3 separate regions of the Homo sapiens genome follow, and regions 1 and 2 are each linked to region 3. A link is a loop called in an ENCODE intact Hi-C map of the cell type or tissue named here. Cell type or tissue: Caco-2. All regions are shown on one strand.

What was found. Peaks named below come from ENCODE experiments on the same cell type or tissue, not always from the same donor. Only the 100,000 strongest peaks of a DNase experiment are listed, where the experiment ranks them.
Region 1: a loop joins it to region 3, with 3 times the contacts of the local background. A loop is called at or near these places in 2 of 110 quality-filtered maps.
Region 2: a loop joins it to region 3, with 6 times the contacts of the local background. A loop is called at or near these places in 16 of 110 quality-filtered maps.

The regions. Positions count from the first base shown.
Region 1 is chr12:9,198,051-9,206,050 of GRCh38, forward strand. PZP (PZP alpha-2-macroglobulin like) reads right to left here. Exons shown (of 36, transcript NM_002864.3): 2 at 5,718-5,901; 3 at 4,475-4,634; 4 at 4,269-4,321; 5 at 3,277-3,297; 6 at 2,842-3,010; 7 at 2,314-2,398. It also overlaps a transcript of KLRG1 not described here. Among named protein-coding and RNA genes, the nearest start is that of PZP, 6.3 kb to the right of the region's middle. In Caco-2, no CTCF peak of the experiment used is centred here; no DNase peak of the experiment used is centred here.
Region 2 is chr12:9,118,709-9,126,708 of GRCh38, forward strand. It overlaps a transcript of KLRG1 not described here. Among named protein-coding and RNA genes, the nearest start is that of A2M, 6.8 kb to the left of the region's middle. In Caco-2, no CTCF peak of the experiment used is centred here; a DNase peak (open chromatin) is centred at 3,613.
Region 3 is chr12:9,060,259-9,068,258 of GRCh38, forward strand. A2M (alpha-2-macroglobulin) reads right to left here. Exons shown (of 36, transcript NM_000014.6): 35 at 7,925-7,966; 36 at 7,450-7,581. The coding sequence ends at 7,565. It overlaps LINC00612 (long intergenic non-protein coding RNA 612), which reads right to left and starts at 4,812. Exons shown (of 3, transcript NR_034140.1): 1 at 4,010-4,812. It overlaps A2M-AS1 (A2M antisense RNA 1), which reads left to right and starts at 4,919. Exons shown (of 2, transcript NR_137425.1): 1 at 4,919-4,970; 2 at 5,568-7,797. It also overlaps a transcript of KLRG1 not described here. RefSeq lists silencers at 4,148-4,197, 4,258-4,307. In Caco-2, a CTCF peak has its summit at 4,042; DNase peaks (open chromatin) are centred at 4,073, 4,353 and 4,973; H3K4me3 peaks cover 1,865 bases.

The DNA.
Region 1 (8,000 bases), 140 kb after region 3:
TATATATATGTTTTTCCTTTGGCCAGGTGCTTTGGCTCATGCCTGCAACCCCAACACTTTGGGAAGCCAAGAAGGATTGCTTGAGGCCAAAAGTTCCCAACTAGCATGGGTAACATAGCAGGACCCAATCTCTACAAGCTTTTTAAAAAGATTAGCTGGGTATGGTGACATGCACCTGTAGTCCTAGCTACTTAAGGAGGTTTAGGCAGGAGATTCACATAAGCCCAGGAGTTTGAGGCTACAGTGAGCTAAGATTGCTCCACTGCACTCCAGCCTGGGTGAGAGACTCTGTCTACTAAAAAAATGTTTCTTCCTTTTAACCTACTTATTTTCTATCATTCTTCTTTATTTTGTTTTAATAATATCAAAGCTTATTCTGTATACCAAGTGAGCAAATGTAGATGATGAATTGAATAAAAATAAGTACATAATAACTAAGCAAATCTAACACAAAATGCACAGACACACGCACACGTGCACTGACACACATGCACAGAGAAGAGAAGGGAGAGAGAGGGAGAAAAAGAAGCCTAGGAACACATGAGGCATGTAAATACAAAATAATTAGTGGGGTTATGTGTGTGTGCACATGTTATATTAGTCCTTTCTCTGATTAGATAATGGGTAACAGAATAATACACAATAATTTTGTTTTGGACATTGGTTTTCTTTCCTATTTGCAAATGGCTCTGAAATTACTTCAAATAAAAAGATAGAATCAAAGCAGCTTATTCTGAAGCCCTTCTCCAACATATAGATATCTGCACTACGGCACTATTAATTTGGACACATAACTCCTTGGCCATTGCTCTGAGGCTGAAATGAGGCAGAGATCTAGGCGTTTTGGTGTTTCTGGTATATAATATTTAGGCTGGCATATTCCTTTACCCTGCGTGCTCCCTCTGGGACTGTTTGTTTGTAGGCTATCAGTTTTGCTTCTTCAGGTTAAAAGGAACTGTAAGAGGTATCTGTAATCACAGAGGGCAACAGTGGAAAGGAACATCATAGGTAAGGTTCATGCCCTCTGTCTACTGCTTAAGAGATGGAGGCACAGAGAAGCAGCAGAATGCCTAGTGAAAACAGTAAGTTCTGATAGGGGAGGCACACTCATCACTGCCGATTCTGAGTCTAGTACCCTTCATAATCATGACATCAGTCACTGGATCATTTATATTATGTTTAAGTCACTTCTATAAAATCCTAATCATTGGCTTTTGCCCAGTAATTGTGACCTGTGATCTTTAGGTTTCTCTGTCACATTTTTAGTCCATCGTATCAGCGCATCCTCCTTCCTCAATGACAGGATTAGTATTTATGGTATACATATGAAGAAAAGGAGAAAGTGAAATTTCCTGGAGTGGAAATTTCTGGGGGAGAGATTATTTCAGGTTATTAAACAATTTGTTCTACCATTGCACTATTTCTGGTTATTGAACAATTGTTCTATCAAAAAGATCAATGTAAAACATTCAATGTATCCTCTTAAAATTGCCCAGAGGAAAGATTAGGCATAATTAATTCAATGTTCCATGAGAAAACAAACAGGCAGATTCTGCAAGCAAGACTTCTAGAGGCCAACTGATGATCTTCAGCGAAATGTCATTAAAAAAAGGAGGTTATAGACTTTTAAACCTCTAAGATATTTATAGATTCCTATGGCTTGCTTTAAAATATTAGAGCAAAAAAACTACTGTAGAGGAGGAAATGGGACAAAAAGAACCTGGCAAATTTTACAATTTTAAAAATAGGTGATAGGTACATGAAATTGTGTTTTACTTCTCTGTTAACTTTGGCACGTGATTGAAAATTTCCGTTGTAGAGAGTTTGGAAAAAGAAAAGGTACTTAGGAGTCATAATAACCAAAACCAATGTGCGAACACCCAGCTTTATGAGACCATTTTTAGGACAATTGAAGATACTTGACTGTAAACTTGCAATTAGTTTTGGAAAATTACTTCCAATTTTGTTAAGTGATCGTGTTGTCGCAGAAGTGGACAATGTCTCTGTATTTTAGAGGTACATACTACTGCATGTACAGAAAAATATCATGATCTTTGTGATTTATCCTAAGATGTTAAAGCAAAATATATGATGAAACAATACGGAAAGATGTTTATTGTTAAATCATAATTAAGTGTGTTTCTATTCTTTTATGTATTTGAAAATTTTAATAGTAAGTCGTTAAATAAAGAGAAGTCAAAGGAGTAATATTACAAAAGTGCTGAGGCAAAGTAAATTTATAATTTTGTACCTACATAATCCCTCAAAATTGAGGCAAAATATAAAATTTTAGATAAAAACAATGTAACTCACTCTCCACAGACTGTTATGTTCACTTTTTCATCCATGATACTGATTATCTTTGGCACCTGAACTTTGACCTCAAACTTGGGAAGCACTGTTAATAGAGATAATAGGAATAAGGAAGGTTGGTAAACATTTATTGGAAATACAAATAATTTCAGTATGTCTATAATTTTTCCCAAAATAACACTCTGAATGTTAGATTTACTTTCCAATGTATCAACTTTAAGATGGTAAGGTTTAACAATTCATGCAGAATCTAACTGACTTCTTGAGCACAGCGGGTCTCAGTGACGTTAACAAATGATGGTGGTTTCACTGAAACAAGAAGTTTCATACTTGGCAAAGCGTAATTTGCTACTGAAAATCAGCAAGCTCTTATGAGCTTCTGTGTTCACACCGTCCTAATGGTCTTAGAAGCAGTAAGTCTGACTCTACTGCAAGTTCAACATATCTACAGGAAATTCAAAGGATCTAAGTGAGCTCACACTCTAGGAACCAAAATGTTATGCCTTTTTCATCTTCCATAATCCATACCAAATTCCTCCACGGTGAAGGGGTGCTGTATCCTTCCACCTGATTCTGTCTGTACCACCACCCTGTAGGAGCCCTGAATGGGCTCTGATGAGAGGGGAAAGGACAACTGATTGATGCCAGCTTCTAGCTTGAGACTCTGCCATTGTGCAATTCGATTTCTTCTTGGGTTCTGAAGGGAAACAAGAAACATGGGCGGTAATCATTTAGTCACAATAGTCCTTGAGCAACTCAAATGATTTTGAAGGTGATAATTAGCATTGCCTCTGGAAAGACAAATACAGAAGGAAGAGAAAATACAATCAACCTGACAACTGGGAGTAGGAGGAATTCAGATCTGAAAATTTTTAAAGTAGTTCATCTGTCTAGAGTATTATCAGAACCTCCTACTCTCTAAAAGCACTAATTTCCTTATAAGATACTTTTTCTGATACTTACCTCAAGGTATATCAGTGGAATCTATATGATAAAAGGAAAGAAGAGATGTGATTAGAATTCCAGCAAAGGCTACAATTTCAGACTTGTGATCAAACAACAAACTGAGGAAGAATATTATCTGTAGCTAAATTCAACAAGAAACATAACAGAACTGGAAAAATCTCAGGGAAATTATTAAATAGTTCTAGGATGAGCATACACAATATATTCAATAATTATTATTATGTGTTGCCATTTCCCTGAAAATTATTATTGGTGAATGATATTATTGAATCTTTAAGTATTAATATTATTTGGATACTAAAATTCTCCTAGTGAATAATATGACTATACTGCTTACTTTCATAAGTTGGGAAATAGATATTAATAGAGTTATATGTCATTATGATTTAGACCTAACAGAAATAGAATTCCCAGAATCATTTGGTTGAAAGTAAACCAAGAATATTTCTTCTAATTTCAACATTGTCTATTTTCTACCTATTAAAAGCAGCTTTGTTCCTTTGCACTAATATTGAAGGTAAGTTGAAAAAAGGGAAATTCAATTAGCATAAAAAAGTCTTTGTGTATAATATATTTCTATACTATATGTATCGAATATATAATAAAATTATAATATGGTCTATTGTATATACCTATATATTCATAAAAGCATAATTCTGTGTTGCTTTTTTAATCATAAATTCCTTGAAAGTATGAATAGGAATAGTGCCTTTTTTCTATGCTTCTTTAATATTCTTAATGCAGTGTGTTCAGAGTAACAAATGCAGCTATTGCCAGACTGATTAAATACTGTTATAAGAGAAAGAACTTCCTCATCTCTTGTCCCTCAATTTTTGTTTTGTATAAGACTGCAAATCTGTGCTGAGGCTGGAGCCAAGTTCAAAAACAAGTGTCTTTCATCCTCTCGCTTTTCTTGTACCTTTCTACCTCACTCTGGGTGAGTATTCCCACTCTACCCACAACCCAAACCACAGATAGTGGATGCTTACCAGTTCATTTCGAGGGCGAAAATTTTCATCCACGGAGACAACACGGAATCTTACTGGAAAAGTAGTTCTCCGATAAGATTCAGACATGATAAAGCAGGTAATTTGGGTAATAAGACAGGAGGCTACGGGGCTAGGATAATGGAGACTTTGGCTGTTCAGGTGGCCCTTCTCAGTGTTGCCCCAAACAGTGGAATTTCCCTACTTACCTGTCTGTCCTGGTTTATACATGGGTTTGTCTGTCTGGACAAAGACCAGACTTTGGGTGTTCAGTACCAGAACTGTGTTCCTCTTCCTGAAATCTTGCGTAGGCCCCTTTATCTGGATGCTAAGGAATGCCACCTCTGAAGAGGCTGAGATCCTTGGGAGCTAAAAAGCAAAGGATTTTTTACTACTGAGGAACTGTGCAGTCTTCTCCCTCTGCATTCTTCAGTCATTGCTATTTCCTATCTCTCCTTCAGCTTCACCAAGGAGAAGGAAGGTGTGACTATTTCTTCAGACATAAGAGTGACGATATTAATGTGAGATGGAGGAATGGTATCAGTAAGAGTGGCCATCAATAGAACCCAGATCTCCATGGAGTTCACCTAGAGCTCTAGTTATTAAATTAGATGCCTTTTAACTGAGTATGTATATTCTGAAGCAATGGAGAGAAACATCTCTGAAAAAATATGGGAGAGCATAGGAGCTGAGTTTCCCAAGTTAGGCAACTTTAAAGAGGTACTAGGTGTTTGCTTAGGGTATCCTGCATGTGCAAAAAATTATGTTGCATGCAAAGTTTTTATCATGAAATTTTCATATGATCTATTTCTAGGAAATGTCCAGCCCGATCCTTAAAGAGACAGTTACAATCAAAACTAGAAAACTCCTCTAAGTCATGAAATTTTTGTGGGCAATAGGATTATTATTTAGGAATGAAATTTAGAAGAGTATTTCTTCCTTACTCTGGTAAAAAATGCTTTGTTCCTTAATAGTTGAAAACTCACTATTTTTAGTCCTTTCTGAAGTCCTAACTACATTCCTTTTTTTTTTTTTTTTTTTTTTGAGACGGAGTCTCGCTCTGTCGCCCAGGCTGGAGTGCAGTGGGGCGATCTCGGCTCACTGCAAACTTCGCCTCCCGGGTTCACGCCATTCTCCTGCCTCAGCCTCCCAGGTAGCTGGGACTACGGGCGCCTGCCACTACGCCCGGCTAATTTTTTGTATTTTTGGTAGAGACGGGGTTTCATCTTGTTAGCCAGGATGGTCTCGATCTCCTGACCTCGTGATCTGCCCGCCTTGGCTTCCCAAAGTGCTGGGATTACAGGCGTGAGCCACCGCACCTGGCCCCTGAAGTCCTAACTACATTCTTAAAGTCATACCTTGGGATCGCACACCAGAGCTCCATCACCATGACCTATAGAGCTCAATAAAATGTATCAAGCAGGGATAGCCAGCTGGCACCGTAGCACTCACAGTGAAGGAGACACAGTGGAATAAGTCCTTCTCCGCCACCAGGTCAGTGAAGAGGCTCCTGTTTTCCCTGCCAGACTCCAAGGAAGCACTTACAGTCACTGTCTCATTCAGGTGGCTCAGAAGGACACAGCCCTTCTTAGGGGCCTCAGTGTGGAGCAGGGAGGGGACCAGCACCATATACTGCCTGGGAAAGGAAGAAGTCTAAATTAGAGAAAAACTGATGATAGTAAGCGTTTTCATCCATAAATGTGTTTTCATAACAATATGTATTAATTGGTGCAATCAGTTTTATTCTAAAAGTCAATGGACTAAGTCAATGGAGGTTCTGTCACAGATCAGCACAAAAATTTTATCTTTTACTCATCAGCCATGCCTCAGCCACACAATCTGGAGCCATACAACACTGGAGATTGCTTTCCAAGATGTTACAATTTCACAGGCATTCCTTGCTGTAAAGAGCAGTCTGAGCTCTTTAAACTTTAACTTTGACCTTTAAAAAGAATCTGAATTCTTGAATATATATCCATAAAAGTGCACGCACACAAACACACACACATATATAAAAAATTGGGAGTGATTATTCATTGTAAAAAGGACTTACATTAAAATCTGTCTAGATAAACATCACTTTGGAATGAACACCGTGACTAGATTTACAGAAATTCAACTGAAAGAACTTCAGTAAGCATATATCATTACACAAAATAACACATGTCTATATTGCAAAATCATTTTCTTAATATCAGCAACACTGAAAAAAAGTATTTGCTGTTTCTCTTAGGCTCCTCAGATACAGCTCAGTCAAAGTCAATATTTTATCAACGAGTTTGAAAATTTTGTCAATTATTTACATGCACAACTCCCTGCTACACACACACTACACAAACACACACTGTATTTTATTATCATTTCCCTTTATGCTCAATTTCTTGAGGCAATTAACATTAATAATTTAATATTAGTATGTCCATGTTTATAAACATGTTTGTTTCGAATCACATGGGTGGATAGGTTATCTTTTCAATAAAAAAAAACAAACAGGTTCAGGCTGGGAGAAGTGGCTTATACCTAGTTCCCGGCACTTTGGGAGGCTGAGGCAGGAGAGTCACTTGAGGCCAGGAGTTTGAGAACAGCCTGCACAACATTGTGAGGTCCCCCATCTCTACAAAAATTAAAATAAAAAATTTAGCCAGGTGGCACATGGCTGTAGTAGCAGTTACTCAGGAGGCTGAGGCAAGAAGGATCACTTAAGCCCACGAGGTTGAGGCTACAGTGAGCTATGATTGCACCAGTGCTTTCAGAGTGACAGAGTGAGACCCTGTTTCAAAAAAAAACAAAACAAAGTTTATATGAGTACTAAAAGTCATATTATTTTGAAAAGTCTTTTCTTTTTTATTTAAATTGTTGAAAGTTTTCAGTTTTTCAGAGGCACAGGCAATTTTTTGTGTAAGCCTCACATTCTGGCCTTAGCTTTATTGATGAGTGTCCTTTGTCTCTAATGCCCCCCACTCCATATTTTCCTGTCACTTTCCAGAAGCCTCCAATTCAATATAATCTCTCCACACTCTGAAATCCCATGGGCTGAAAGAGAATGTGTTTTTGTTGTTGCTGTTTTTGAGCATCTGCCACATGACAAGAATTGTTAAGCTGTCTCTGTATTAAGCCATTTAATCTTCCCAGCAATGCTGTAAGGTACATGCATGATACTCTCCATGTTCATGGAAGCTAAAACATGAGATCCTCATCAGTCCCCAAAACTTGAATCCATAACAGATAGATAAAATCCCTGCCCCCATGCCAAATCAGTAAAATCAGTAAATTGTGACTAAAATGTAACTCTTCAAAGCTTTAATGATTCAGTGATTCATGATTCAATATCTGCAGGGTTAGGCCATTTATAGAGTAAATTTGCAAGTAAAAACTATTATTTTCTTATATTATTTTACTACCCTTACTTTCCATTGCCAACATAAACTCTTACTTTTTAAATTGTTTTCTGGACAGGCAATTTGACACAAGAAACCCAATATTGTTGCTTTACAAAATTAATAGGTGTGAGACTAGGAGGAGAGAATCCAAGGATAATTGAGTTGTGGAATGTGGAACTCAAATTTGGTCCCCTCATCCTCCATGTAGTCTGCTCCAGCACACCAGTCTTGCTACATGTGTTTTAAAGTGTTCCTGGGCAAAACTATATGCCATGAATCTCCAGGGCCACTCTGAAATCATCCAAGTTTCAGATGATTTTACTGTATGAGTAGTAAGGTTTTGTTCTCTAGCAGA
Region 2 (8,000 bases), 58 kb after region 3:
TTGTGAAAATGTGATTACAGTGTCACAGTGGGAACTGCTTATTGAACATGTACAAAATCCCTTATTTTTGGTTAAAGTTAAAGCAGTCTGAATGCCACTAGCTTGATGAGATCTGCTGTACTTATAGAGACTATGGATTTATCAGTTTATTGGGCAAGCTGATGCCATGGAAATGGATGATAATACCCACGTAGAAGATGTTGATGAAAAGAGAAAAAGAGCCCAAGACAGAGTTACAGGGAATGCTCTTGTCTAGGCAATGGGCAGGAGCACCCAAGTGGAGCAAGAAGGGCCAATTAGAGAGGAAGAAACACAGGCAGGAGAGTGTGAGGTCTCTGAGTCCCACGGAAGGGACCGCTTTAGTAAGAGAATAGTCAATAGAAGATTGCTACTAGACCAGAATGATCATGACTTTATACCAAGGCATCAATGTTAATAGCACACAACATTTTAAAAAATTATTACAAATGATGGTATAATTTTATAATGTATTGATTCATAATGTAACATAATTTAAATGGTTTCTAAGACGCTAGAAATAAGTGAGCATTTACTTGGATTAATGACTTAAAATAGGAGGGATTAATGTTAATAGCATTCATTTGATGCCTCATGATAAATTACAAAGATGATCTGTAAAGGTTGTCATTGATAAATTCCTGGCTACCCATGTCAAGTGCCGCTGTGAAATCAAATAATTGATTGATTTTTTTTTTCTGCTGGGTTTAAGGACAAGGACATTGGGATTCAGCTGTTTCAGTGCCGGTGTGGGGCAGAAGCTTGCTGAGGGTGATGGGGAATGTGAGGAACTAGAGCCAGTTTGGCAGTTTGTCTGAAGGGGAGAAAAACAACAGAGCAGTACCTGACGGAGATGCCAGGGTGAAAGGAATATTTCTTTAGGTGGAAATAAACTTGAATAAGTTTGAATGAAATATTGCTTCTAAAAATGCTGAGTGGGAGGTACAAATGACAGGGGAGAAGTTGAGCTTTTTGGAGTGAGAAGGGATGATCCCAGAGGGAGGTCTCTGAAGGATGCATGCAGCAGATGTATTAAGAATGTGGGTGGAGGAATGATCCTTAATGGGAGAGATGCCGCATTCATTATAATCACAGATAAAAAGGAAAGTATTACTAAAATCGCCTTTCACCACGACAGAGCCTCCTATTCTTTAGGAGAGGGAAAACGAGCTTGAGAGAAAAAATAACTGGACCAGTTAGTTGCCAGGACACCTGAGCCCTACTTCTAACTTAGCTGTGTGGTCCTGGGTAACTCAGTTAACTGCTCTGAGCCTCAGCTTTCATGCCAATAGTGGGGCAATAATATCTGTGGTCTCACCTTAATGGGGTAGTTTCATACAAGATGCTAGGTGTAACACAGCTTTGACATTCTGATCCTTACTATACCAGTGTAAATTAATTTTTATAGTTTGAATGCTAATGGCTGAGGATGACATCTATTTCATCTCTGTTCTGGGTTTCGCTATAGGAACAGCATCCATCAGTGTTTCCAGGAAAAATCACCAATTGGGTTACCTGAGTAGCAAGTTCTTGACAGAAAAGGGAGCACACAATTTGAACCAGTTCTATACAGTTTTGAAGTATTTAGCAAATACTGCTAGAAAGCTGAGGTAAAGGGGTAGAGCGAAAAAAAGGAAGGGAAAAAGATAGTCCATGGAAAAGAAAGTAGAAGAGCAAAATACAGGAAAACACATAACAGTAAGAACAAACAAGGAATATTTGGGAAATGAGAGAAATTAGGATTAGGAGGTAGGTGGGCCTTAACAAAAATAAATAGAATCAAATTTTCTCCTTGTATTGCTATAGTGCTTCCCAGGAACTGAATATAACTTATTTAATTGTACCAATTGTACAGTTAGCGCACATTGTCCTTGAAAAGAGAACACTTAAGCTTCCCATAGTCCTGACAGTGACGATAATGACAATTTCATCTGGTTACATATTAACTAGTATCAAAAACAAGCTCAGTAGGTGGCATAACCATATTCACCCTATTAGAGGGTGTACTGGCTTTGTCTTTGACGAAGTATCTTGGGCAAAATCTGCAGTGAAGGAAATATATATCTACAGAGATGTACTCAGTGATCAAAGAGCAGAGTTTTTCTCATTTGTGCTATCCCACTAACGTGTGTGTGTGTGTGTGTGTGTGTGTGTGTGTATTTTTTTTTTTCAGAGACAGGGTCTTGCTCTGTTGCCCAGGCTGGAGTACAGTGGTTAGATCATAGCTCAGTGCAGCCTTGAACTCCTAGGCTCAACTGATCCTCCCATCTCAGCCTCCCAAATAGCTAAGACTACAGGTGCACTCCACCACGCCCCGCTAATTTTTTTCTTAAGCTTTTTATGGAGACAGGGTCCTACCATGTTGCTCAGGCTAGCCTCAAAGTCCTGGCCTCACGGGATCTTCCTATCTCGGCCCCGCAAAGTGTTAGGGTTACAGGCATGAACCATCATACCCGGACTTTCTGCTTTTTAATGAGAAAAAATATTTGAATATACAAAGATAAAAGCACATCCTCAGGTTGTTTTCATTCTAATATGCCTCCATCATTTCTCAAAATTATCAAAAAGCACTTTGGGAGACTGAGGCAGGTGGATCATGAGGTCAAGAGATTGAGACCATCCTGGCCAACATGGTGAAACCCCGTCTCTACTTAAACTACAAAAATTAGCTGGGTGTGGTGGCGTGCGCCTGTAGTCCCAGCTGCACGGGAGACTGATGCACGAGAATCGCTTAAACCCGGGAGGCAGAGGTTGCAGTGAGCCGAGATCACGCCACTGCACTCCAGCCTGGCAACAGAGCGAGCCTCTGTCTCGAAACAAACAAACAAAAAAACAAAAACAAAAAGAAAGAAAGAAAGCGTTTTATCTTTTTAATCAGGATACACTTGGTCCTTTAGGTTTCTAAAGAGGACTGATTTCCACACATAATCCATTTTATTAGATCCTATGTTTGCTACAGAGGAATTAGTGTTTGGACTAAAACAATTTACTACAAACAATAGAATTCAATGGCTGTCCTAACATATTTATACTTTGGGGCATGCCGAAGTATTTTTGTATAATGAATCTGTCCCCATTGTGAATTTGCTATGTATATACATTTCAAATTTATAGATACTATCTCATCAACTTTCTAAAATGCCAACTTACCTTCTCACTAGCAATGCTTATGTGTATATATTTTCCCAGCACTCATTTAAAATTTTACCAATCTGATGGGGAGGGGAGCATGATCTATTTTGTCTTTTCTTTTTCAAGTTCATGATTACTGGTGATGTTCAGCATCATTGTCACTTGTAGGAACCCTGTTGCTTATAATTTATCTTTGTTTAACTTTCTTTTTGTTTATACTGTATCTTTATTTTCTGATTAAGAAATCCTTCTGCATATGCATACTGAAATTGTAAAAATATTATCCTGCATTTTTTCCTACATTAAGTATTTGTGTTTAGATTTTAATCTTCATCTGCAGTTTATTTTGGAATAGGAAGCAAGGTGGGGGAAATGTTACAGGATTACTTTTCCTTTGATGAACAGAAAATAAGTGTATGCGTGTTTGTGTGTGGGTTTGCACAAGGTTGGTTCATGACCCTTAACCATAGGAGCCCCTTTGTTCACTGTAGTGCTCATGTTCGCTGTGGAACTTTCCAGTGTCAGAACTTTCATTTTAGAGAGTTCTACTTAGTTTGGGAGCAAACACTGGGGTTAAATTTTAAAAGTAGGAAAGATAAAGTTGTTTGCCAACTTTACTTAATTACTCAGATGATGCTGATGATAATGAGGCTAACAACAATAGCTACAACAGTAACAGGTAATGACAGCTAGCAATTACGTAGTACTTACTATATAAATGGGCTAAGACAAGTTCTAAGAGATTTAGATGTTCCAATTTTTGTTATGCTAAAAGATTATTTTGCTAATAGTTGAACTGTCGGTCCCTAAACCCACAATTTACAGTAATATTATAAAAATTTATTAAAAAGTAATTATGGAATATATTGTATAAGGTATTATTGAAAGTTCTCAAGTTTTAAATAGTGTAGCTTTCATAATTCATTTATTTTCAAAGCAAGTTATACATACGTACTCTCATTATTTAATTTAAAGTAATGCAGTATAATTTGAAGGTTAAATTACAAGTTATTTATAAAGAAAAGGGTATAAAAAGGCATGGTATTTAAGATGTAAGTATCAAACTGGTTTTTGACTTTGGCAGTAATTATAAATAACTATTTATTAATTAGACATCATAATGTAATTTTTTCCATGTAATTAAAGAAGTGGTATAGACTGCTAACATATTTTAACTTTTATTAGAAAATAAAACATGTTAATTTTTATTAGATAAAATAATTTGAATATATCTTGTTACTGGTACAAATATTTTAGGACATAATTTTATAAATGAATTTTAAGTGACCTTATTTAATCTTGTATATAGTAGTTCCCCTTATCCGAGGGGCATATGTTCCAAGATCCCCAGTGGACACCTGAAACCACAGATAGTACCTAACCCTATATATACTATGTTTTTTCCTATACATACATACTTAGGATGAAGTTTAATTTATAAATTAGGCTTAGTAAGAGATTAACAAAACTGATAATAGAAGAACAATTATAACAATATGCCAACATCACTACTCTTGAGCTTTGGGACCATTATTAAGTAAAATAAGGATTATTTGAACATAAGCCCTGCAGTATTGAGATAGCTACTAAGTGACTGGGGTGGGGGTTAGGGGGAATAACAGCAGCATATACAGCATGGATACGCTGGAGAAAGGAATGATTCATATCCCGGGTGTCAAGATTTTATCACACCACTCAGAATGGCACACAATTGAAAATTTATGAATCGTTTATTTCTGGAATTTTCCATTTAATATTTTTGGACCCTGGATGACCAAGGGTAACTGAAACCACAGAAAGTGAAGCTGCAGATAAGAGAGAACAAATATACTATCTTTCTTGCATAAAGCACATCAGCAATACTAATTGACTACATTTCTAGTTTCAGTTTCTTCCTTGTTTGTGAAGCAATTAGAGTATTTTCCTAGATCCTTTACATTATCCCTTAAACTTTATAGTAATTTCCTCTATGCCTAATTCAATGGCTTTTTTTTTTTCGCGGAAAATGCAAGATGAGCCTAGAATATCTTATCCTACCAAACAGAAAGGATGCTGCCAAAGACTATTAGGGTTATGTCGAAAGGACTCAGCTGCCGCCCTTAACCCATTTCCTATTTAGAAAAAAAAAGTGCAGCTCCCTGCCAGCATTCATTTAATTTTAGTAAACACATTCTTTGAGGCTGGAGCAAATCTGACTGATTTTCAATGTGAAAATAAAATATAAAAGCTGTTCTTGGAGTTATTTCTAAACAGAACTTGTCTCTAATCCTAGTGTAACAGACATGTATGTGATGTTACCTTAGGATCAGAGACAAGAGGATTCTCGGGGCAAACGGGAAATTCATTAAGATGTTTCCACTTGCCAAAGATGGGATACCATTGATGGTAGCCGCTGCTGCCATAATGTTGGCTGCAGTGGAGCCGGTGGGAGCTCCGTCCCTTCTGAGTTGGGGCCAGAGCTCCCCGGTGCCGCTGCAGCTGCCCAAACCGAGGCTGCAGACCGCGGCCTCCTGCTCTATGGAGCAGGTAGGAGCCCCGCCCAAACTGCGGCTGTGGATCTGAGCCTCCCTGTGCTCTTGGAAGGGGCTGGGAGCAGGCAAGATCTACACTCCCCGTGCGGCTGCAGCACCCCGACCAGTGGCTGCAGACCTGGGCCTACTGCTCCACTGAGCCAGAGAGAGCCCGGGACAAGCGGGAGACCTGCCCATTCCCAGTTGGCTGCGCGGGAGATTCCCTGGTGCAGCTGCGGCACCCTCACAGGTGCAGGTCCAGGCATCTCTGCAGCCTGCACCCTCGAGAGCCGGGAAGACCCTCCCCTTCTCTCGACCCTGCAGGCTCAGGGGTGTCTGCTCCCATTGCCTGGCCTTTCTCCTCTCCCAGAGCCTGCTCCAATCTTGGGGCTGAGCCCAGGGGCCATGAATGGCAGCGGGAGGCAGGCAGACTCCTGGGCAGAAGGGGGCAGGTCCCCTGTAAGGCCCCACCTTCAGGCCAGGGAGGACCTGAAGGTTGGGATCCCGGCAGTCAGTCCCTAGGACTTGTGGTGCCTCCTTTGGCCTGCCTATGGCTGCCCATGGATCAATCAGCAGGCATTTCCTCCACCCCATAAAAGCCTCGGGCTCAGGCAGAGCAAGAGAGAGGATGGAGGGACAGGAAGACCAGTTGCAGAGAGAAGCTGCCCTCTCTGCTAATAGCAGGAGACGATGGGACAACCAGCTGCACAGAGGAACTACCCTCTCTGCTGAGAGCTTCAGAGACCTGCAGAGACTTCGGGACTACAGTGCAGAGAGGAGCAAGGAGCACCCGCTCCAGGGCCTCCTCTCTGCTGAGAGCAGTAGATGTTGGGAAGACCTGCCTACGGAGAGGAGCTACCCACTGTGGGTCTCCTCTGAGCTGTTCTAAAATTTAGTAAAGCTCATCTTCATCTTGTCCTTCACTTGTCTGGGTACCTCATTCTTATTGTGCACCCTTCACTTGTTCGTGTACCTCATTCTTCCTGTCATTCTTCCTGGATGCAGGACAAGAGCTTGTCGCCAGCCGCAGAAGTTTCTGGCCAGAAAATCGACACCTCAAAGCACTAGGTAATACCTTGAGTTTAAGAAATACAGAAAATACAATCAACTTAAGCTCATTAAATATATTTAAATTCATGAGTTAATGATATATTTTTAATCCAATTGATCACATTATTTTCAATTGACGAAAAATTATGTAGACATTGTGTGCAACATGTCATTCTGAAATATTATACATTGCAGAATGGCTTCAATGGCATTTTTAACGTATTCCTCTCCATGGACTCTTTCCAAAGACTTTTAATCTAGGTTTTAGATAAAAACTGAGTTTTAAAATAGTGCGTGTATGTATATTTTTTGTTTGTTTGTTTGTTTGTTTTTTGAGATGGAATCTTGCTCTAACGCCCAGGCTGGAGTGCAGTGGCACAATCTTGGCTCACTGCAACCTCCACCTCCCGGGTTCAAATGATTCTCCTGCCTCAGCCTCCCAAGTAGCTGGGACAACAGGTGCTCACCACCATGCCTGGCTAATTTTTGTATTTTTAGTAGAGACGGGGTTTCACCATATTGGGCAGGCTGGTCTCAAACTCCTGAGCTTGTGATCCACCCACCTCGGCCTCCCAAAGTGCTGGGATTACAGGCGTGAGCCACTGTGCCTGGCCATGTTTATATTTTATAAGTTCGTGTACTTTATTCCTCAAATTTATAATTACAATAATGCAACTGGCATAACAGAATATACCACAATCATACAGGGTGAGCATATAACTCAACTGTTAGGAGCAAAAGTATGTAGAAATATTAGAGATTATTATTAATCACAGTATTTAATATTGTACTAGTTTCATTTTCTGAAGTGGAGAATGTTATTTCATCCGGTGAATCTCTTAAGACCTAGCATTTTTACTATAACTCATTTGAATGTTATATAAAATATATTCTCTTGAAACTTTATTTCAAAACAGTAACAACTTTAGATTTCATATTTAGGACACAATGTGTATGAAGCAACTTTTCAAGTGACACAGGACTTTTTGAGAGGAAAACTTGAGTTTGCTGTTTCTTCTGTGGCTCATTTTATAAACCAAGCGAGAGTCCTGGTAGAGGCTTAATTTTTTTCAGAAGAATGCCTAACTTACCTGCTGCCCATCTGATTTCTAAATATGGAACTTTCCGACATAGCAATTAAGAATACAGGGACTCCAGGTCTTTCAGTGGGCTGCTATCTAGCCCCCATCCAAAGCTTGACTAACAGAGGTGATGTGTATAAAATACCATACTGCTCCAAGCCTAGAAGTTTCTTTTAAGTATGGGTGCTCCCTCCCTGTTCTTGTCTCC
Region 3 (8,000 bases):
TGATCTGCCCACCTTGGCCTCCCAAAGTGCTGGGATTACAGGCGTGAGCCATCGCACCCGGCCCCAGCCCTGGCATCTTTAAGTAGCTTTGCTAACTATTCCTGTGTCCTTAGTGGTCTTTCAACTGCTGGGAATAAATAGCCTTTACTGTCAGTGTGAATGGTTCTGAAAACTAACTGCATGATAGAACCACCTACAGAGTTCATTAAAAACATAGATGCCTGTTAGCCCAACGTGGTGGTGGGCGCCTATAGTTCCAGCTCCTAGGGAGGCTGAGGCAGAAGAATTGCTTGAACCTGGGAGCAGAGGTTGCAGTGAGCTGAGATTGCGCCATTGCACTCCAGCCTGGGCAACAGAGTGAGACTCCATCTCAAAAAACAAAAAAACGAAAACAAAAAACAAAAAACGCAGATGTCTGAGCACATCCCCAAAAATAATTAATTAAATCTTTATTGATGAGACCTGGATATCTGCATTTTAAAATAAATTCTACAAAGGATGCTAACCAGATTTTAGAATTGCTGGTATATGTCGCTTCTTTATAACTTATATGTTTTGGATTAATGATGATCTTTTTCGTCACGTGAAGACTATCTTCACAATTAGACTATAAGATTTCTCTAGGTAAGAGACAGTATATTTATATTTCCTGTGGTTACTCGAATATGATTTTGCTTAATTAATATGTCTTGCTTTTGTGAAACACATTTAACTTGTCTACTGATGATGGATCAAATTGTGAATATTATTTCCTTTTTTCATCCGAGAAGCTAGGATTAAATTCCTTTAAATGAATTTGAAGAATTTTGTATTTATAACCAGAGTCATGGGTTGTATTCCAAGTAAAGCTTTTTTTATTTTTTATTTTTTTATGAGATAGGATCTCACTATGTTGCCCACACTGGTTTTGAATTCCTGGGCTTCATATGATCCTCCCATCTCAATCTCCTGAGTAGCTGCCAGATAAAGTTTTTGAAAAGTGTTGTTGAATTGGGAATCTTTTTTCTCTTAGAAAAATAGAATTAATTTTTTTTTAATAGAGATGGGGCCTTGCTATGTTTTCCAGATGTTTGCCAGGTTGGTCTTGCACTCCTGGCCTCAAGCAATCTTCCTACCTTGGCCTCCCAAAGTGCTAGGATTACAGGTGTCAGCCACCGCACCTGGCCATTGTGCCTGGCCAAAAAATATAATTTTAAAAAGACCAGAAAGACTTTTCTTTAGAGGTAAAGATGAATGAGCCTATGTTAAAGTGTCATTGAAAGAAATTATTAATGGTCAGTCGTGGTGACTCACCCCTGTAATTCCAGCACTTTGAGAGGCTTAAGTAGAAGGATCTCTTGAGCCCAGGAGTTTGAGACCAGCCTGGGCAGCATAGCGAGACCCTATCTCTACAAAAAATAAATAAATAAGATGAAAAAGAAGTTATTTATTCTTCGATCATGATGGCAGGCAATCAAAGAATCTTGGAGGCATACTAGTTAGAGCTTTTAACCCCACAGGTCTTCATTGTCCACATCGGTGATGACCATTTTTTTAGTAGACAAGGCAAGAACTTAATGAAGAGAATTACTTTACGTTTCTTGAATTTACTACTGAAGAGTTATAGGTAGCTAATAGCTAATATTTTCGTAGCTAGTGTTGGGACACGGAAACCAACCCCCCAAAATATGGTGCTTTGATGGGCTGAACTGTATAGTATATCTGATATATTTATATAGTGTATAAAAAATCACCTGACACAATAGATGGATAATATATCTGATATATTTATATATCGTATAAGAAATCACCTGACACAATAGATATGTAATATATCTGATATATTTATATATTGTATAAAAAATCACCTGACACAATAGATGGATAATATATCTGATATATTTATATATTGTATAAAAAATCACCTGACACAATAGATGGATAATATATCTGATATATTTATATATTGTATAAAAAATCACCTGACACAATAGATGGATAATGTATCTGATATATTTATATATTGTATAAAAAATCACCTGACACAATAGATGGATAATATATCTGATATATTTGTATATTGTATAAAAAATCACCTGACACAATAGATGGATAATATATCTGATATATTTATATATTGTATAAAAAATCACCTGACACAATAGATGGATAATGTATCTGATATATTTATATATTGTATAAAAAATCACCTGACACAATAGATGGATAATATATCTGATATATTTATATATTGTATAAAGAATCACCTGACACAATAGATGGATAATATATCTGATATGTTTATATCAGATATATTATACATTTATATATTATACATATACATTTATATATATACATAATAAATACATTGTATTATACATATATGTATATATTATACATATACATTTATATGTATAATATAGTTGACATATTTATATATTTATATCGGATATATTGTACATTTATAATATATTTATTATATTTTATATTATAGTATATTATCATTTATAATATATTGTTATATGTTATATGATATATATTTATAGCAGACATAGTAAATATCTATTGTGTTAGGTGATTTTTTATACAATATATAAATATATCAGATATATTATACATTTAAACAGTTAAACACCTAAACAGCCCAATTTTATGTGGATCAGTACTACTAACGGCTTAGGGTAAAATGACAGCTACAGCATAACTAGAATGTTAAAGTGGCATGTCTCAGACAACGTGGATGGACATAAAGTATTTGAGAGAATATTGCATAATAGAAAAAAACATTGTAAAGACTAAAATACTAAATAAGACCTTTTTTTCCCGAGCAATAATTTGCCCAGGCTGGTCTCAAACTCTTGGCCTCAAATGATCCTCCTGCCTTGGCCTCCTAAAGCATTGGGATTATAGGCATGAACCACTGCTCCTGGCCAGAATTCTTGATTAAACAATAGGGTCTAAATAAATTTAAACCCCTTTTATTCTTTTTATTCTTACAGGGTAGACTCAAATATTCTATTTCTTTCCAACTTTATATTCTTGTCATAACAACCCAGTATTCTCTGAGGCAAATGGATGCTTATGACCAACTGGCCTGAAATGGGGGAATATAGGGTTAGTGGTGAGTCACATATAAGAAAATGCAAGAGAATAGCAGTGTATCATATTTCAAAATAAAATACAAACTATACATAAAACTGACCCCAACAAGTATCCATTTCATTTCCTGTCGTGTATCTATATGCTTTCCTGGAAAGAATAAACTTCAGTTCACAAAATCAGATGTAGAAGATACATCACTTTTAAAAATTCTACGTAATTTTAATTCCAAGATTCCCATGCCACCAGGCTGGTGGGAAATCCAGTTTAAGTTGTAATTAGGCCTTTTCTCCAGTATTACATATGAATTTGAGTGTAATACCCCAAAACTTGAGAAGGCCATTGTATCTCCAGTCCACTGGGGCAATGAATAGCTTGAGCACCTGATCATTATAATGACCCAGATGTGTATCTTTTTCTTTTACTCTGCGGTGAGTTTTTCTAAGGGAGGAATCCTATTTTGTTTAATTTTGTATTATAGCATGGGATATTGTGCCTGGCAGATAGTAGGCAATCAGTTAGTATTTCAGGAATAAACACTCTTGGTCAGTGATACAGCTAATGATTTGCAACAAGCATATCCTTAAAGTACCTTTTCAGTAACGATTTCCATATGAACAAAGAAAAAAACTAGAACCAAGAGGTAAAATTATAATCCTGTTGTCTTGTTCCCATAGCCATACTCTGATTTCTTTTATGTTCTGTGCCCTGGCTTGATACTTAATTTGACAGCTAATTATAATGTTTATTAAGCTCTGAAATATACTTTCTCCTGGCCTTTTTGTCTGAAGTTGTTTGAGGTGTCACCATGGTTGGAAGTTAAGAGCATGGAAGCTAGACTTCTTGGTCTTGAATTCTAGCTTTGTCACTAACTTAGTAACTTTGGGCAAATTACATGTCTCTGCTTCAATTTCATTTGTTAAGGTAGTACCTATTTCACAAGGCTGATGGTGGCAGCAGTGGGGCGTCCAGAGCTGCCGCTGCCATCACGCCAGCTGCAGCAGGGAGGGGCGGGCAGCGGCGGCGGAGCAGCTGCGGGAGCCGCAGTGGCTGCTGTGGGACATCTGTGCCTCGCGTCCCCTGTGCCTTGAGACCCCAAAGCAGCCGACTGCGCCGCCACCATCCTCGCGTTGCCGGGTGGGGCGACGTGCTCCCCGGCCAGGAGCCTCCACCGCTCCGGACCCTGGCCCTATGTCGCCGCTCTCGCCCGCCGCCGCCGCGGAGTGGGAGTGGGGAGGAGGGGAACAGTCCTTGGAGCCGGCCCCGGGAGTACTCCCGGAGCCTGCCGCCCTGGAAGCCGCCACGATGGACCGGGCTGAGTCGCCCGCCGGAGGGGAAGCAGTGTAGTCGGGCACGGAGGGGCAGGCAGAGAGGGGCCCCAAGGCGGAGCTGGGTCCGGGGCGGAGCGGTGTTCGCACACAAAGCGCTGGGGCTGGACCCAGGGTTCGGGGCCAAGGCGAGAAGTGGGAGCGGGGCCCGCTTTGGGGACCCGGACAGCGGTGTGGCCACCGCGCACACCTCCGACAGCGCCGCATTCCTGGGCCTTGGGAGGAGGCTCTGAGTAGGGCCGCCTGGGGCGCGTCTTCAGGGTCCTCCCGGCACTGGGGTGACCGCCGAGCTAGACGCGCCTGAGGGCTGAGCCCCAGGGCTCGTGATCTGCTCCCGGAGGCGCCCCCCAGGCAGGGCCGTGAGCCGGGCGAGGGAGAGTCCTGGGCTGCCCCTGAGCCCCGGGGCCACGGGAAGAACTTGCAGCGACGTCATCCCTGCCCCGGACACAGTCCCGGGCCCAGGGAGGACCTGGAACATTCCCTTCCTCCCCCCCCCCCCCCCCGCCCCCGCCCATCAGCCCAGCCTGCAAGGAGGCGCCACCGGACCTGCACACTCAGGAGCAGGTGAGCCAGGGACAAGCAGGAGCCCCGCCCCTTCCGAACTGGTGGAGCAGGAGCTCCCAGGGTGCAGCTGCAGCCACCTTGCCGCGGCTGTGGACATTTTCTGTGCTCTCAGAGGCCCAGCAAAGTCCCCTGCCCACTGCAGGCTCCAGGGTGCCTACTCCGGCTGCCTGGCTTCTCTCCACTGTTAGCACCCACTCTGAACTCAGAGCAAGGTCGGGCCGAGCCTGGGTACTGTCACAGCCTGGCCGAGCGTGCACACGCTCAGGACAGTGCTGATACGCCAGCCCCCTGCCGTCTCGGCCCCCTTTGGAACTTGGGCACCAACAAGCGTGGGAGGGAGGCTGAGAGGGGTCTGAAGACAGCTGGACACTGACTTGCAGGCGCTCCTTGGCATGAACAGCCTGGGAGCAGGAGGCAGACAGGTTCCTGGGTGGAAGGGGATGGGTCCCCAGTGAAGTCCCACCCTCAAGCTGGTGAGGGCTTGAAGCCTGCAGACCAGAGAGGTAACTTGTGGTGCTGCTCCCTGGGCCCACTCATGGCTGCCCATGGACCAATCAGCATGCATTTCCTCCCTCTGAGGCTCATAAAATCCCCCAGACTCAGCTAGATTGGAAGAGAGGATGGGAAGACAATGGATGACCTACCTGTGGAGAGAAACTACCCATTCCAGAACCTCCTCTCTGCTGAAAGCTGAACACTCAATGGGAAGACCTGTTTGCAGAGAGGAGCCAGCCACTCCAGGGTCTCCGTTCTGCTAGAAGCTGAACACTCGTTGGGACACCCTTGCTGTGGAAAGGACATCCTTACTGTGGAAATGAGCTACTAACTGCAGGTCTCCTTCCTCTTCATCTTCCTTATCCTTCTGTTCCATTGCTCAGTAATGCTCCTCTTCATCTGTCTCATTCTCCACTTGTCTGCTTGATGCAGGAGCTGAGGAGCTGCACAGCAAGGTTAAAAGAGCTGTAACACAAACAGGGCTGCAACATGCCCCTTGCTCCCCACAGGGAGAGAAGAGCTCTGGCCCTCGGAGAAGCCCAGACCTGGGAGCTCCTTGAGCCCGGGCTGTGACTCCCTCTTTGGGGCCCTGGTTGGCGTCACTGCATTCGCCAGTGCCACTGTTGGAAGCTGCTTGTGATGCGCCTGGTCCAGGGGGAAGCTGTTTGTTGTGTGCCTGGTCCAGCCACCTCATGGAGAGCCTGTGCTGGCACCTGGAGCTGCCCAACCTGGGCAGCAGCTTGTGTGTGTGACTGCACAGTGGCCACGCTTGCTCACACACCCCTAGCACACCCCTCTGCTCCACCCGTCTCAATCTCCCTTGGATCCGGGATCCAGGTTGGTAGCAAGTGCGAGTGGGCAGAAGCAGCCCAGTGGGCCCAGAGCAAAACTCAGGCAAAGGTGCCACTAGACTGGCCAGGAAAGCGACACCCTAAAGATCCCATAATGCTGATATGTTAATTCTATTCTATAAGCACCACACAGAAGTGATAGCTTTTATTTCTTATTTTGTCTAGCCTGGAGACAGAGCTAAGGATTCCTTGAACTGCAAAGTCTTTTCCAGTTCTTAGTTTATACAATCCATACTCACCTTCTGCCTAACTAAGCATTGTCATTTTTGTGCCAAATGAAGAGTAGGACTCCTACGATTGTCCTCAGACTCTCTTGGCTCAATCCTCCTGCTTTAACCTTTCCTACTTCAAAAACTCCTGAAGTTTTGCTTCCCCTTCTATAGAATGGAAATATATGTCGCAATACTTACTGCAAAGAAAATTATATATTTTAAAAATAGACTAAAGAGATGTTGTGAGACATCAGACATCAATCAGATGTTGTGAGAACTGATTTCTGCATCAGAATATCTCCTTGACTTTACAGCTATCCTTTAATCCTGGCTCAAAGTTCCAGAAGAAAGATGATCCAATATAATACTCCTATTTGGACTTTGAGTCATACACATTCCTTCTTCTGAGAAAACGTGCTTCTGCATGAATCCTCCCTTCATTATTTTCAGCTCATCTATTATTGAATCTGAAACCCCAGGTTAACTGACTGATCACTCTCATCAGTGGCAGATTTTGGTGTAACATAGGACACATCACTCCCAATTCAGGTCAAGTCCCAATTATCTTGCCTCTCAATATGACATGTTCAATGTTGTATTTCATTCTACTTCATTTTAATGTAAAAAGTCTTTTCTGGTGAAGTCAGTCTTTTATTTTCTCATAAAAATTCACCCTTTGGGTTTTTCATAGGGTATTCCCATAACCAAACACACTTTACACTTTCCTAGTACATAACCCAATACTTTCTTCTTTCCCCACAGTCCTTACATGAAGCCTACTCAGACCGACATCACTGTATCATTTTTTTGTATTCTGAAGTCCTTCAGCACTTGATTCCTTTAAGTTTAATCTTGGTATTCTATTGGGAATCATATGGAAATGTACAATGATATTTATTGAATGAACAGGAAACAGGGAAAGACATTGACCAGAAAAAGTGTTTATTCATCAAGTCTTTAAAGATACAAAAACACGTGTCTTCTGTGGAGCTCTGAGAACAGGACTCCAGCAAAGCACTTTTCAGCCTTGTGGTCTTCAAGCATTTCCAAGATCTGTGACATTGGAAAGAAAAAAAATTAAGACAGATTTGGGTCTCCATGAGCAGAGAGTATTCTTTCCCTTAGTTCTGGGTAGCATAGTGCCCAAGGAAACCTAATCAGTACAGTGGGAAACCAAATCTATTCCAAATCATTACCCATAAGCAATCCTATGGACTCTCTGAGGTTTGACAGAGTCAGCGGCCCTCTCCAATAAATGTGTTTTTCTATAATAATGTGCAGTGTGAGTAATTTGATGTTTTTGACAAATATTTACCCAGCGTTTTATGAAGGAGAAGGTTTGGGGGGCAAGCTGAAGGAGCTCTGACTGCCTTTTGGAGGAGTGTGAGTGGCTTACCTTTGCTGCAAGGAGCATTGTACTCAGCAATTGCAAACTCATCTGAAAAAAAAAAAACCAACAAAAAACCAGAAAT